2 separate regions of the Mus musculus genome follow, and region 2 is linked to region 1. Evidence: chromatin loops called from intact Hi-C (ENCODE). Cell type or tissue: heart. All regions are shown on one strand. Region 1 has its middle 6.3 kb from the start of Brf2. Region 2 has its middle 5.0 kb from the start of Adgra2.

What was found. Peaks named below come from ENCODE experiments on the same cell type or tissue, not always from the same donor. Only the 100,000 strongest peaks of a DNase experiment are listed, where the experiment ranks them.
Region 2: a loop joins it to region 1, with 5 times the contacts of the local background. A loop is called at or near these places in 5 of 42 quality-filtered maps.

Annotation. Positions count from the first base shown.
Region 1 is chr8:27,133,700-27,136,199 of GRCm38, reverse strand. No RefSeq gene overlaps it. Among named protein-coding and RNA genes, the nearest start is that of Brf2, 6.3 kb to the right of the region's middle. In heart, no CTCF peak of the experiment used is centred here; no DNase peak of the experiment used is centred here; H3K4me3 peaks cover 426 bases; H3K27ac peaks cover 983 bases.
Region 2 is chr8:27,079,610-27,082,109 of GRCm38, reverse strand. No RefSeq gene overlaps it. Among named protein-coding and RNA genes, the nearest start is that of Adgra2, 5.0 kb to the left of the region's middle. In heart, no CTCF peak of the experiment used is centred here; no DNase peak of the experiment used is centred here.

The DNA of each region.
Region 1 (2,500 bases):
CATGATTTTGAAATCCCTTGCTATCTGGCCTTTTATACAAAAAGCATATCACTATTCTAGAATTGATATTGGGGCAAGGAGATAGTGTTCTTTGATTCTAGTGGAATTATGAAAATAGCTCAGACTGGGAAAATGGAGTCCACATAATTCAATCCCCTCAGAGACGTTGCATAAGGCCAGATAGTTTTCCAGCTCTATAGTCTCCCAGAAGCGCAGTCTGGAGGAGTATCTAGTATCTCTGCTGAGTGCAGTAAAGTGGGTCCTGTGACCACTTCTTATCTGTCACATGTCAGCTAGGAGTGGTGGCACACAGAAATCCCAGCGGAGGCAGATGAGCATGAATTTGAGGTCAGCCTGGGCTATAAGGGTTTATCTCAAAATATTGTTTTTCAAAAGAAGAGGTAAAGAAAATGTTAACAGATATCTCTAGTTTTGGATGTTCAAGAAGTTGGGCATATTACTCCTCTTCAGTCATATATATATACATACACACACATATATACATATATATATATATTCTGTGTGTGCACACATGTATGAGTTTATGTGTGAGAGTGTGAGTACATGCTTGTGTGACTGTGTGTATATATAAATACACACACACATATATAAACAAAAGGGGGGCTGGCGAGATGGCTCAGTGGGTAAGAGCGCCGACTGCTCTTCTGAAGGTCGTGAGTTCAAATTCCAGCAACCACATGGTGGCTCACAACCATCCGTAACGAAATCTGATCCCCTCTTCTGGAGTATCTGAGGACAGCTACAGTGTACTTACATATAATAAATAAATAAATCTTAAAAAAAAAAAGGGAAAGGTGACTAAGACCTAGACAAGCCCTGCCCACACTCCATACTGTGGCTCTCTTGTCAGTGAGTGCTGGAGAATGAGTGTCCACTAAAGAGCTCAGGTGATGGAGAAGAAACGCAATCAAAACAGCTCCAAGGCCTGATGAGACAGCCAAGCTTGGAGTGGCTACAAGAATCCTCAGAATGAAAGTGGCCTGGTCCCAAAGTTGCGGTCAAGTGAGCAGAGAGTAACACAGCTAGGGCGGGGTCACACACCTCACTGGTGGCTCACACTAGATTAGAAGGGTCTAAACAGATGATCTGAGGAATTCCATCTATTTAATGTTTCTCCCGGGCCCACCCAGGACTGCTATTCATAGCCCCTGTACCTTTTTTTACACAGTGTTAGCCCTCCCCAAGATGATTAGACTGCAAGAATTTGCAGTCATAGGGAAGGTGGGCAGACCAGACTGACAGTGTGCTATAATGACTGTATCTAGCCCGGGGCAGGGCAGATGGGATTCCTTGTCTCCAGACCAGCATCTCTTTGAGCACATTCCTTTCTGGTCTCCCTTCTAGAAAAAGCCCCGATCTCAAAAATTGGCATTGCACACACGGCCCATGCCTGGACAGTCTTCCCAGCAGTCTGTCTGGAGCTACCTCTTCATGTCTGCTTCCCCAGAGGCTCTAATGCAGCTATTGTGGCAGTCTCTCAGGAGTGCCTCAGATAAAACAGACGCCACTGTGGGTGGCCAGTAGCTCTCAGCAGAGTGGATGACAGGAAGTCCCGGAAGTACCAGGAATGAAATACCCGAAGTACCAAGAGCTGCAGTGACAGATGCCAGCAATCTGATTCGGTTCCGTGTATAATGTAAGAACGACATCAGAGCAGAATCGGTGGCATGTAACTGTGACCCACACTCCAAGACTGAATCAGGAAGATTGAGGGATGGAAATCAGCCTAGGGTACACAAGAAGACCCTGTCTCAAAAACTTTAAAAACATTCTTGAGAACCCATTATTATTTCTAATGCTAACGGAGTTGCTTCTAGAGATCTGGATAAAAACATCAGCTGCACCGTCTGAAAAGCATACACACATAAAAAATGAAATTATGAAAAAAATAAAATGAGTAGCAGTCAAATTAGTAAGCCCCCCCCCACCCCCCGAGCTGGCCAGTGAGTCACCACTCCTCATTCTCCCATTCCTATCATCCCCACTCGACCCCTCTTTGTTCAGCCCAGACAGGAAATTGGGGAAGGGACGCTCCTGGACAAAGGGACCATCCTTTCTGAAGGCAGGACCTGGAAGAGATGCCTGCCCATGTGCCTGTCAGTGATAGGAAAAGTTCCCTGACAGAGGCAGGGAATCTGGGGCAGGGAGAAGTGCTGGACCTCAGAGTCAGAGTCAGTTTTACTCGTGTGTGTGTGTGTGTGTGTGTGTGTGTGTGTGTGTGTGTGTGTGTCCCTAACCCTTACCCTGTGCTTATGCTGTGCAGATTCCAGTGAGATCAATCTATGGTCTTCTTCCTCAGTTTTCCCGGAACGCAATGGATCAGGCTGAACTAGAACTCATAAAGATCTGTCCGCCTCTACCTTCCAAGTGCTGGGATTAGAAAAGGTGTGTGCCACCACGCCCAGGCCACTCTTTTAAAGAATCCTTTCACTGGGGCTGTAGAAATGGCTCTGTAGTTAAGAGTACCTGTTGCTCTTTT
Region 2 (2,500 bases), 54 kb after region 1:
AGGTTCCTGATCTGTGGCCTCAGCTAGACTCATACTCTTCTGTAGCCGAGGCTGGCCTTGAACCTCAAAATCTTCCGGTCTCCATATCTTGAGTGCTTGTTTTACAGGCACGTGTCACCCACGCTCTCACTTCTGGCCATAGCAGTAAAGGACATTGGTGGGGTTTAACTAACTTCCATGCCTGGTTTGGCTCACTAATGACTGTACTACTGCAGATGATATAACTTTGTTTGTTCTTTAAGACCAATTAATATTCCACTATGTACATAGTCCACCTTTATCCATTGTAGGCACCTTGGTTCTGGTTTTCTGTAGCACAGCGGGATAACTGTTGCTTATCATAGTCTATGATACAGTTTTGTCTTTTCTTTGTAGTACGTAGGATCAAATATAAGGCTTGCATGTGGTGGGCAAGAACTCTTCCACTTAGCTACATGCTCAGCCTATATAACATATTTCAGAATAGCTGTAAAAGTACCAGTACATAGGAATTATTCATGTGTAAGGAGTACAGAAATGCTTTTAGTTTTTACTTTTGGCTTTTGGAGACAGGATCTTATGTAGCCCAGGCTGGCCTCAAATGACCTTGAATGCCCGATCTTCCTGCTTCCATCTCCCATGTGCTGAGATTACAGGCATGTATCATACCCAGCTCGGGAACTGCTTATTATACTAATTTGACAATTACATATTGAATACAGAAAACAGAATTGTTGCGCTGTTCTGCACAAACACGCACAAACACTATATCTAAAAATTTCTGAGTTTAGCCTGGCAGCATGACTGAACCTCCAGCACTTAGAAGACCCAGAGAGGGGAGACCTCGATATTAATGATGTAATTTTGTTTTTTCTTTAAGACCAAATAATATTCCATTATGTTCAGAGCAGCTCAGAGTGTGCACCAGGAGCTTGTCTCAAAAGAAGAAGAGAGAGGATTTGGCTTGTTAGTCCTCACAGCAGAGGGAAGACAACTGGACTTTTCTTTGTTTTCAAGTTATCTATCAACCATCCATCTATCTGTGTATGTGTATGTGTGTTTCTGTGTGACATATGTATGTGTGGGTATGCTTTTTGAAGCCCAGAAGAGGGTGCTGTACATTGTCCTGGTTAGTTGTTTGCGTGTTGATTTTTAAAAAAGATTTACTTATTTATTTTATGTATATGGGTACACTGTAGCTGTACTGATGGTTGTGAGCTATCATGTGGTTGCTGGAAATGAAGGTTGTTTGCACCGGTCTGCCCCGCTCGGTCCAGCCTAAAGATGTATTTATTATTATATCTAAGCACACTATAGCTGTCTTCGGATGCACCAGAAGAGGGCGTCAGATCTCATTACGGATGGTTGTAAGCCATCATGTGGTTGCTGGGATTTGAACTCAGAACCTCTGGAAGAGCAGTCAGTGCTCTCAACCGCTGAGCCATCTCTCCAGCCCCGATTTTTTTTTTGGGGGGTGGGCAGCGATAGGGGGCAACTCGACACAAGCTAGACTTATCCAGGAAGAGAAACTTCAATTGGGAAATACCTCCAGCCAGTGAAGTGGTGCCTGCCTTTGATCCTGGCACTCAGAAGCAAGAGAATCGCTGGAGTTCAGGGCCTGCCTGGTCTACAGGGTCTACAGAGTGAGTTTCAGGACAGCCAGGGCTATGTAGAAAGACCCTGTTGAGAGAGAGAGAGAGAGAGAGAGAGAGAGAGAGAGAGAGAGAGAGAGAATACTTGCATCAGATGAGCCTGTGGGACATTTCTTTTTATTAATGATTTATGCGGAAGGGTCCAGCCTACTCAGGGGAGGATGGCACCCCTGGCGAGTGGTCTCCTAGGTGATATGAGGAAGTGGGCTGAGCAAGGGGATATGAGGAACAAGCTAGCAAGCCGCTTTTGGCCATGGTTTCTGCTTCCATTTCTGCTTCGTGTCTCTGAGGATTGAGTTGAATTTCCCTCCTGACTTCCCATCATGATGGAGTATAAGCTGTAAGGTGAAATAAGAATCTTTCCTCCCTAGGCTCCTTTTGGTCATGGTGTTTACCCAGCGATTAAAAAAAAAAAAAAAAAAAAAAAAAAGCTAGGACAGACAGACACCCTCCTCTATCATTCTCTGTCTTTGAGGCAGGGTCTCTCTCTGAAACTGAGACAGTTTCTTAGCTGCCAGGAGGCTAACATTCCTACTGGCAAGCCTCAGTGACCAGCCTTTCTCCAAACACCCCAGGGTTTGGGTTATTGGCATGCAGGGATGGGGTGGGGCAGGGGGTGTTGGGTTAGGGGAGTTCAGAGTTAGTGGTTAGGGGTTAGGGGTTCGGGAATCAGGTTAGGGATGGGGTTACTCAGGGATGCTGTGACCCAAATTCTGGATCTCATGATAGCTCAGCAAGTGCTCTTAGCCACCGAGCCATCTTTAACCCCTGAAGATGATTGTTCTAACAGATTTGAAACTAAGAGGTGAGGAACACCAAACTTTTCTTCTCTTTTTTTTGTAAAGATCTTTGTATTTATTTTTATGTGT